Linked DNA regions of Mus musculus: region 1 is linked to region 2. Evidence: chromatin loops called from intact Hi-C (ENCODE). Cell type or tissue: heart. All regions are shown on one strand. Links, peaks and the distances in the headings refer to the core of each region. The heading gives the core; the rest is flanking DNA. Region 1 holds the start of Vdac1 (voltage-dependent anion channel 1). Region 2 holds the start of Ppp2ca (protein phosphatase 2 (formerly 2A), catalytic subunit, alpha isoform).

Region 1 (5,368 bases), core at 81-5,080, 260 kb after region 2:
GATGCCCAGCTGTCTTGTTCAGCTACAGCAGGTTGTGAGCAACCACCTGGCGTCTCCTCTACTGGACCCCAAATGCCTGAATTCTCCTCGGACGTCTGTTAGTAGAAGGCAAAGGGTGTGAAGTCTTCACTCACATGTGATTTCACAAACTCTCCAAACCTGATTTGGTTAGTCTTGGTGTGGCACGCTCAACAGGGCAGGAGGCCACGTGCTGAGACCAGGCTGGGAAAAAGTGTCCGCCCTCTCTACACTGCAGGAAAGCAGACATCCAGAACCCGCGTGACCTCACGTAGCGAGACTCCGCAGTCTCACAAACCCACTTTGTCTTTTTTAATTTCTTAAATGCTTGGGAAATGGCGGAAAGAGGCTTTGACACTAGGGAAGATTGCACGCAACTTTACAGTGCGGAGCCGGCTCTCGGGAGAGTTTAATTTGCAACTGACTCGCTGACGCACGCGGGCGTGTCGCAGGCTCCGGAAATCAAGGTTGGAGCAGAGGGGACAGTAGCCGCTCTGACCTATACAGCGCCACTTCCAGAGCCCAGTGTCCCCACTGGGCCTCCGAGTGACTTGCAGCCTCGGCGACTCCGGCGACACTATCCGCTGAGGTCCCTAGGCCACCGCTCTGTGTGCCGGAAGCTCCCCTCCCCCTCTTCCCAAATGCTTCCAGCAGCCTGGAGGCTGCAACAGTGACCCGCGTGTCCCCGCGCACGCACACACCTCACGCACGTCAGACCCACGCCTCCCTATCGCCCCGTGCCAGAGTGCACGCAGGCCTTTACGCGCGGCCACACATGATCACAGAGCCGCAGAGGGCGAGAGCGCGGCTCGCGAGTGGGAAGAAGACCCCGAGACTGGTCTGGGCGCTGTCCGGGGTGGAGCCGAGGGCGGAGCTTCGGGGTCCGGCGCGCAGAGCTGGGGCGTGTCCGCGCCGCCGCGATCTGCGCCGCTCCGCCCTCGGCCCGTTCGCTGCGCTCCCAGCCTCCTCGCCGCAACCCCCGCCGTAGCTGCCGCTGCTCCCGCCGTCACCGCCTCCGAGGTAGGCGCAGCGGAGAGGGCCTGGGCTATGCCTGAGTCCCCAGGGCCTCGGGTCGCGCTCCTGGGAAGTCTCCAGGGAGGCGATCGAGGGAGGTTCGGGCGAGGGCGCTGGGCCTAAGCGCTTGGCCCCGGGAAGGGTGAACCAGGGACGATCATTGCGGGCCTGGAGGGGCAGCGGGCTTGTAGAGGAGGCCTGGAGGGCGGGCGCAGAGCGGATCTCCCAGATTCTAGCTCGAGCGTTCAGAGCACCTGCATTTGGAAGCCAGGGGCGGTTCGAACATGCGAGGAGCGGAAGGGCAAGGGCGGCCGCGTGGAGGCCCGGCGGGCCGCGGGTCTAGGTGACCTTCCCGGCGGCGCCCTCTGGCTCTAGATCCCGTCGGTGTGGATCTGGTAGAGACCCTCCCACGGCCCAAGCCCTTCCCCACCAGCTCCAAGGGCCTGTGCAGACCCAGCTTCCTCCGCCGAGAGGACGAACTCCAGGCACGGCCATGCCCTGGATCCCCCAGCCCCTACACGCCCTAGCCGGCCCACGCCCGGAGTAGGTGGCGCCGGGTCCCTCCCGCGCATGCCAGTGTCTTCCCGGGCGGAACGGGCTGCCCTGAGTGGACTTAGGCCGCAGGAACAGGGACCTGGGCCTGGACTGAGAGCGAGACCCCATAGGGAGCCATACGCTTGGCCTCCTTGGCCTCGGGGACGGAGTCCGTGTTCTGTGTCGCCAAATGCAACTGTGCATTCTGGAAACTGTTTTCAGGGCCTGACATCAGATTGGAGGCCCGCAACTCTACACGGTTTGTCCAAGGTCACACTGGTAGGAAGATTTAAAACTTCAATCTTCTCATCTGCGAAATAGGAGCAATTATATACACTTCACTGAGTTTGGGGGAAAGAATAAAATGATCCGATTAACACGAAGCCTTGGGGCATGCACAAGGACACCTTAGAAACCTTGACATTTGCCTAGGAGACCTAGGAGCTTTTGGGGAGGGTTGAACTCATCCTCCACAGACTTTTATTTTATTTTATTTTTTATTCCACATGGTGTACAGGAAGGGACTCCATGAATATACAGGCGTATTATTTTAATGCCATTATTACTAATGTCAGAAGCAAGCATTTGTGCAGCACCAGGTATTGAGTCATTGGAGAATAATTCACGAGACACTGTCAGTTTGCAGATTGACAGCTGTCAGGCTGGAGCACTAAATCTGACTGCAGACCCAGAATGCAGGAAGAGTGTGGGCTTAGCTCAGGTGTGTGCTGTCCAAAACTTCTCTTTCCTTGACCAGAGATATGGGTGAGGGGCTTAACTCCGGCTTGTTTACTAGCAAGCCAGGCATAACTGCGGAGGGCCTGCCTGCTTTTCTCGGGACTGACAAAACTGAAGGGCCAAACTCAGGCTTGTCTTCAGGGACTTGGGTGGGACCACTTGGCACACATTAGGTGGTTAAGAAAGGTCTGTGGGGTAAATTCATTTTTAAAAAATGTCTATTTAATGTGTGCATGCTTGTGCCTATGTGAGTTTATGTACATACATGCAGGTGTGAGATGCCTCATGTGGGTCTGGGAATCGAACCTGGGTCTTCTGCAAAAGCAGTAAGCACTTTTTTGTTTGTTTTGTTTTTGTTTTGTTTTGTTTTTTTGAGACAGGGCTTCTCTGTATAGCCCTGGCTGTCAGCAGTAAGCACTCTTTTTTTTTTTTTTTTTTTTTTTAAGATTTATTTATTATTTTATGTAAGTACACTGTAGCTGTCTTCAGACACTCCAGAAGAGGGCGTCAGATCTCATTATGGATGGCTATGAGCCACCATGTGGTTGCTGGGATTTGAATTCAGGACCTTCAGAAGAGCAGTCAGTGCTCTTAACCATTGAGCCATCTCTCCAGCCACAGCAGTAAGCACTTGTAACCCCTGAGCTCTCTCTCCATTTTTTTTTCTTTCATACCACTCTTAACTACCCAGGCATGGTAGGTGCACATTCAATCGTGGAATCTTAAAACAGCCATTAGATGACCTAGACAGCTCACTCACTTCTAGAAGCTATCCTGTCCTAGCCGAGTCATAGATGTCATAAGAGCTGTAATCGTACATACTCACCTACAGCAGTAGTCATGAGAGATGAGAAACAGCTCCTTTAGCATTCTACAACTTCCCAAGTCCTGGGGGAACTTGTCCAACTGGTGTTTCTGGGCTTAAAGCTAGAGAGTGATATGGGTAGATGGGATTCTGGCCAAAGCTGTGGGGCCTGTAGCTTCTTCCCTTTCTGACAGGTGTGGGGGTATGACAGCTCGAGTAAGGTGCCAGTCCCCACTTGTAGTAGCTCACAGCTGATTCGCTTTATTTCTGGTTTCTAGAATGAGGCTTTGGACAGGGGCTGTCTGGGGCCATGCGGTCCTCATGCTGGACCTGAGCCCCTAGGATTCCGGAAAGGTTGTACTGTCGTTGTAGCTTTGCGCTTTCCCCAGGTTCCTTCGGTACCTGAAAGGATGGCAGAGGCATGCTTAGCTAGACCTGGGTGTGGGTCTCCATCCCGCAGTTAAGTCACAGCATGTGAGCACTTTACCTAGGGCTGAGCTAGAAAAAGCTCCAGAGGGCAGCCTGGGCTCTCAGTTCTGATCTGACAAGAGCCACAGAGTCTAGCTCAGGTGAAATAGCTTTCTCGTGTCTTAGTTCCTCTGTTATAATGTGGTGGATTGATTGATTGATTGATTGATTGATTTTGGCTTCTGTTTTTAAAAAAATTAATTGTTTGGAGGTGGCTAGCACATGTGGAGGTCAGAGGTCAACTTCTGGTCTTCCTGTCTCCACTCAGGCCTTGGGATCACCTGGGTCTGCAGTAGAACTGTGACTGTCAGTGCTGGCCATTCTGGTGTTCTGCGGCCCTGCTGTGTATACTTGGTGCTTGGGCACCAGTCCTCCGCTAGTATCCCCACACTGCACTGCTGCTGTGTTCTGAGGAACCCATAGGTGTGAGTGCCTCTGCACAGCAGAAGTTACCAACTGGTTGGGAAAGGAGAGAGGTAGCTGCTGTGGGCCATCTGTAGTGGACGGTGCTCATAGAAATCATTTGCCCTGGGGTGAGATAGGAGGTGTCCTTCCGGGACCTGGCCAGACAGTATCCGGCTAAACAATACCTCTCTATGGGTGGGAAGGACTCTGGACCCCGTGGTTCAGGGTGAGCTTCTGACAAGATGCTCAGAAACCATTATTATAATAGTAGATATACAAGACCAGAGCTTGGTTAGATTCCCTAGCCATAAATATAGCAATGGAAACTGTCTATTGGACTGGCTTGTGTGGGACTTAGTAGAATGCTAGCCCAGCATGCAGAAAGCCCTGGATTCTTCCTTCAACACTGCAGAAACTCAGTAAGGTGGGGCACACACTCAGAGGTGGAGGCAGGAGGATCAAGTTCAAGGTCATCCTCCGTGACATAGTGAGTTTGAGACTCACTGTGGGCTACATTAGATCCTGTTTCAAAGCCAAACCAAACTGGCTGGTGGTGCACACCTTTAATCCTGGTACTTGGCGGGGTGGGGCAAGGGGAGGGCACAGAGGCAGACAGATCTCTGTGAGTTTGAGACCAGCCTGGTCTACAGAGTTTCAGGACAGCCAGGGCTACACAGAGAAACCCTGTCTTGAAAAACGAAGAACCAACCAACCAAAGAAACCAAACTTATTATTTATTTGTCTGCTCATCTCAGATGATAAGTTGACCTGTCATCTGTCATCTTAATAGAATTCTACTTGTGTTTGTTTCATGGCTTCTGCATGTACCAGCCGCAGGGATGTATACCAAGGGGAATTGGGTCAGAGAGACTGACTTTGGGGTCTTTTACTTAGAAAGGGAGTAGGATATAGACCCATATGTCCTTGATTCCCAAGGCTGAGCACTTAAAAAAAGCGCTGACTGTGTCAACCCCCTATGCCTTGTGGTGCCTGGGCTATCCTGGAGCCCTGGTGTACCTGGCTGGACCCTAGACCCTGGAGTGCTGCTGGCTGCCTGCATGGCCTTCTCTCCACAGGTGGGTGAGGGAGAGAAGGCAGGTTGCCTTGAGTCAACCACAGCCTCCCCAGCCTTATAGAAGGCTGTGCTGCTGCTGGTGGCCCAGCTTCCAGAGGGTTTTAAAATAGAAGCAGAGCCTGGAAAGCCAGACTGTCCCCCTGTGAGACTCTGTGGAGGGGGAGGGGAAGGCAGCTGCTTTGGGAACTCAGCCTGCTTCCAGAGCAGAGGCCACTGCCTTGCCAGATGTGTGTGTGTCTGTGTGTGCCTGTGTTTATGTCTGTCTGTGGTGCAGGGAAGCTCCTGAACTGAGCCTGCTTTCTGCTGAGAGG
Region 2 (5,368 bases), core at 208-5,207:
GCTGTTTCTCACATTCCTCTGCTTCCTGTGACAGTTGGCTTAAGTCAGAGAACCAGAAGGATCAACAACAGCAAAACTAATTTTAGTTAGAATGCTGGCGAAGTACAGCTCACTCCTTCTCCATGTTTAATGTCAATTTAATATCTTGGCTAAGAGTGCCTATTATAAAGCTATTTGCTCCAGGTTACCCTCCTCCTACCCCGCCCCATCGTCAGATGGTTTTTATTTATAGCTATGTTTAAACATCCTGGGCAACACAGACTCACTGTACCCAGATTCGTCATCTAAGCAATGGTACTCAAAGTTGTCTTAAGGATCCTTTCGGGTTTGTCCAGAAGTTAAAAGGATAATTCTTTTTCTCTTTAAGTTATCTTTTGGCTTTCAAGACAGGGTTTTAAACCTAACTCCTTTTGTCTTAGACTCATTCTGTGGTCCAGGCTGCTCTTGAGATGGAAGCAATTCTCCTGCCTCACCTTAGTGCTGCCATTACCAACATGAGATATCACTCCCAGCCATTTAAAAATTTTTGTTCTCAGTATTCATCAGCTGTCAAATTGAGTAAGCTGGGTCAAATTAGTTAAGGCCCAACTTTCAGATCCTTTTATTATATTGGAAGTTCTACAGAGTATGAGAGCATTCTTGGTTTCCAGTAAGGGTAAAGACACTCTGATTAGCATAGTTCTGTATTGTTTATGATCGGGTATGCCTTACTCCACTGCCTGAATGCTAATGAGAGCTTCCTAGAAGTCATTCCTTAAGAAGTTAAGTTGCAGCATCTAATTATTTGGCAGGATGTTTAAGTACATGTAATTCTATCTTTCCTCCATTTTGTGAGGGTGGTGAGCCAAGTAACCTGCATCAGGAGAAAATAAATAACACATTAACGCTACCAGCAAGGAGTGCCTAGCTAGAGTACTTTAGAAGAACCTTCATTATATAACCTTGGCATATATAGTGGGCGTTTAGTACTTTTCAATCTGCCAGACTAGCATCATCATTGTCTTTGCAGGTGAAAAAAGGCAGTCAAAGGGATGAGTATTGGTCCTTTCTGTGGTTTAGTAGCTGTATGACTCTGGCTGAGACCTTGGCAGTATGAAGTTCTCAGTCTTGACCACTATCTTGAAGAAGCCCCTCCCCTTTTGTGTGTGCCCGCCTACTTCCTGCCCTTCAAGACAGGACCAGTTCTTGCTGAGTACAGGGCAATGGAGAAGAATAAGACAAGACAGCACAGTGAACATGGCTTTATAACTATGGGCACCAAACAGTCTTTATTTAGTCATCTCACGTAGCCTTAACTCTTACTCCTGTTTGTTTTGGGGGGCTATTCACTGCAAACCAGAGTCAGAATTTGAGCTGAAAGGACTGGCAGAACAAGTATGTATGGAGGCGTCTAGAAGAGTAGATCTCAGGTACTTTCTTCGGGAACTCTAGTGGGAGGTACCCACTAGAGAAAGCAGAATTGGTCAAGCCAGTTCCCCTGGCCAAGCAGGTTGTCCTTGATAAAGGAGGATTTTCATCCCTGCCATTTGTGGATGGGGCCACTGAGGTCCTCTTGTAGCTTGTGGGTCAGGGTGTCTTCTGATGCTCTGAGCTGTGTCTTCTCCGGTGTGTGACAGGCTTGACTGTTCCCCACAGTATAGCTAGGTCAGCTCTTGCCTTGACCTTCATGGATAACCATCCTTTGGCTTCTCTCCCAGACTCTGGAGGGGAGCAGTGTATGACTTCCATCCATTCCATTCATTTCCAGCCAGGAACATTCAAGCTCCACCAGGGCAGTAGCCCCTTTCTGTCTGCATGACCCCTTTGTCCCCTAAGCATGGGATCTGGTCAACAGTTGATGCTCTGTAGAGCCAAGTATCTCTGTGAATGCAGACAGTGCAATGTGAACACGTTTCACAAGCCTCAGAAGAGATTTATAACCAGGTCGAAGGCTGATCCTTAAGAATATCAGCTTCCTTTACAGAACACACGGTAGCTGCTTCTACCAGTACCAGAACACAGCCCTGGCTTGTTCCTCTAGAATGTAGGACAAGATTATTTCCAGTGGGCACAGGTCTCGGAGAAAAGTGCACACCAGAGGTGTTGAAGGCCACAGGAGAGGAAGCAAGGCTTAGGAAGAGGCCAGGATCGAAGGCCCACTTCGGCCCCGCCTTCGTGCAGGGACAGGTGTGTGCTGGGGGTGTAAGGTGCGCGGGCGACACATCCCAGCAGGTACACCTTCCTTCGCCCACGAATGACCTAATTATAGGAGCCTGCAACGGCCAGAGGTGGGGAAGGTCACTCCAGGCAACCTGCCACTAGGCTTGTCCCCAAAGGTGTGTGACTCCCTTGTGGTTCCCAGGGCTGCTGGACTAAGCGCCTTAGGGTTGCCTTTAGTCATCAGGCTGGCAGAGCCCAGACCACATCTGAGAGGTATCACCCAGAGGCCTTCCAGAAACACCAGGTCACAAGGAATAAAAACCTCGCCTACACGGACTGCTCATGCGCCGAGACCGCGCAGGCGCCCTGCGGAGCCTGGGACGCCAGGATTAACCAGCACTGCGCTTGCTCGGACTCGCTTCTTCCCTTCCCCCGCCGCCCTCCCAGCGGGAGGACCACGCCCCAAGAGCGAAGCCACTTCCTTCGGCAGCCAACTCCGCTGCGCTTGCGCCCCGGCTCCACGGTGCGCAGCTCTGGGTCCCGGCCCCACTCCGTCGCCCTCCCCGCGGCTCCCTGACGCTGGCGTGACGTCACCACGCCGGGCGGCCGCCATTACAGAAAGCCGAGTCCCGAGCTAGGGCGAGCGGAGGAGGAGGCACAGCGGCCGGCGGCCGAGCACTGCGGAGCGAGCCAGCGGGCCGGCGCCAGCGCCCAGCAGCCGCCTGGGGCCGCAGAAAGCACCCCGGGAGAGCGGCGGCGGCGTGTGCGTGTGGCCCGGGTGCGGGCGGCGGCGCGGGAGCAGCGCGGAGCGGCAGCCGGTTCGGGCGGGCGGCATCATGGACGAGAAGTTGTTCACCAAGGAGCTGGACCAGTGGATCGAGCAGCTGAACGAGTGCAAGCAGCTCTCCGAGTCCCAGGTCAAGAGCCTCTGCGAGAAGGTGAGCTGCTCTCGGCCGCGGGTGCGGCCTCTGCCCGGGCCCGCCTATCAGGAGGCCGCGGGGACGGTGCAACATGGCGGCACGGAGGCCAGACCCCCGAACCTAGCAGCCCGGCGCCCGGCGCTGCCTGCGGCGACTCGCGAGGGACCCGGCGCCCCCCGCCTCCCGCGCGCTGATTGGATGGCGCCGCCACCGCGGCCTAAAATGGCGCCGCGCGCCGGACTCCGGGCTTCGGAGCCTCCGGGCCGAACCCGGCCCGACCCTGGGAAGTGGGGCGGCCGGGACCCTCGGTGGCCCGGCGAGGGACTGGCTGGGCTTTGCGCCCGGGAACGGGTTCCGGACTCATGGAGTCAAAGCATTGCGCTTGCACTCGGGCTTGCTTCGTGGAGCGGGCGCTGCCCACAGGGTCCCCCACAGCAGGGCTTGTAGGCCAGACCCCAGCGCCTATGGAAAGGTCACCTCGCTTTCCTGTCGGTCTCCACGCCTCGGCTTCCCCGGAGCCCTGTTTAAAGTGTGTGTTTAACGATTATGAAGGGAGTCGCTAACCCAGTTCCTACGAAGGTCATAGTGGTAGTTTGAAGGGAGGAATATAAAGTTTTCTTAGTTGGACAAATGGAGGATTTGGTGAGTCATACTACAACGAAGAGCTTTGGGATTGGAAATACAGTGTCACATTAATTTATGATGTATATGCTGACTCAAATTGGGTAGTGTGAAACCCTTCTGTGTGTAACGTACTTGGCGTGGAGCCATTTATTTTTGAATGAGCAACATAAACGGGAAGAGAGTCAAATTTTTTATCCTCTCTGGTTGCAAAAGTTTCTTGGATTGTATTTTTGTGGCTACAATCAGCAGTAGAAATCCCCGTGTTGACCGATTTCTCTATTTCAGACATGGAACTGAGTCCACTCCTTGAAGTGATAACTCGGTATCTCAGGTTATCTCATTCCATTGGTTTTCTCCAAGAATTGGGGAAGCAAGTTGTTCATGTTGTATTCTTGAAGTCTTAATTAATGCAATTTTCTATTAGAAAAATGTGTCTCCACTTCATTTTAGCTTTTCTTTTCAGGGTTAATTTAACATTTAATTTTAGTGCAGAATTATGGATTATGTTAGTAATTTGTGTTAGCAGGAAGAACTTTTGGAGCACAGAAGATGCTCATTCTTTTGTGGCTTGGTGTAGAAAGGAGATTCTTGAGGTTGAATATTTTCTGATGACACAATTTTTCAGAAAATGCTGAAAACCATTTTGGTTAAGTCAAATGTAGATTTATCCCTTCCCTCCTTCCTTCCATCCCAAGTATCCCTGGCTGCCCTGGTACTGGTTATGTAGAGCCAGGGTAACTTTGAACTTGTGACATTCCTTGTGTCTCTGCTTCCTCAGGTGCTGGGATGACGTGTGTGTATGTGTGTCTGTCTGTGTGTTATAACACGCCCCACTTGAATCTCTAGTGTTTTGATCTTTGTTTCTCTCACATCAAACAAGGTTGGTATTTTTAAGGTTTAGAAGTAAGCCTTTTAAATATTACTTAGTAAATCTTGCCAGGTCTCAGTCTCTAATTGCTGACTCGGAGTGAAGGGCTTTATGTGGACATTGGATGACTAGTCATTTGTGTGACCACTCATTGGACTGTTCGGTAGACCTGGACACAATTACTTTTCATTTCCCAACTGAGTGATTGTAACTGGCTTTTTCAGGTAAACGGTTTATTTGGTCCTTGTTTCTGTACTTAAAAATAGTTAACACATGCTCCAAGATTACATGCTCTTAAGAAGGCAACCAGAACACAATGAAGAATATGTTATGCATATTTTCAAGGAACTTTTAATCTAGTTGGAAAGACTAGGGTGGCATTGTTAACTTGACCCTCGAGAGCAGTGGTTCTCAGCCTTCCTAATGCTGTGACCCTTTAATACAGTTCCTCATGTTGTGGTGATCCCAGTCATAAAACTATTTTGTTGCTACCTCATAACTGTAATTTTGCTGCTGTTTTGAATTGTAAATATCTAGTAGTGTGCAGGATACCTGATATGTGACCCCTGTGAAAGGGTCGTTCTGGTCCCCCAAAAGAACTGCTGCTGTAGAGTTACCTGGATAGGAAGTCTCAGAAATTGTCTACCTAGCAGATCAGGTTGGCTTGTGAGTATGTTTAGGAGCATCTTCCTTATGTTGAGATGGGAAGACACACCCACTGTGGATGGCACCATTCCCTAGATTGGGAGGGAGGGGTTCTCAATTGTGTAAGGGTGGGGGGAGCTCCCTATGCAAAGGTCCCCAAATGACCTGAGTT

The links. Hi-C counts contacts between places; a loop is a spot of excess contacts. Peaks named below come from ENCODE experiments on the same cell type or tissue, not always from the same donor. Only the 100,000 strongest peaks of a DNase experiment are listed, where the experiment ranks them.
Region 1: it touches region 2 in a loop (2.8-fold over the local background); 1 of 42 quality-filtered maps calls a loop at or near these places.

What each region holds. Positions count from the first base shown.
Region 1 is chr11:52,360,115-52,365,482 of GRCm38, forward strand. It overlaps Vdac1 (voltage-dependent anion channel 1), which reads left to right and starts at 737. Exons shown (of 9, transcript NM_011694.6): 1 at 737-1,038. In heart, for the core only: CTCF peaks have their summits at 534 and 2,825 (motif pointing right); DNase peaks (open chromatin) are centred at 187 and 717; H3K4me3 peaks cover 4,643 bases; H3K27ac peaks cover 3,734 bases.
Region 2 is chr11:52,096,074-52,101,441 of GRCm38, forward strand. Ppp2ca (protein phosphatase 2 (formerly 2A), catalytic subunit, alpha isoform) reads left to right here and starts at 2,751. Exons shown (of 7, transcript NM_019411.4): 1 at 2,751-3,077. The coding sequence starts at 2,976. In heart, for the core only: no CTCF peak of the experiment used is centred there; DNase peaks (open chromatin) are centred at 1,668, 2,598 and 3,188; H3K4me3 peaks cover 3,365 bases; H3K27ac peaks cover 2,447 bases.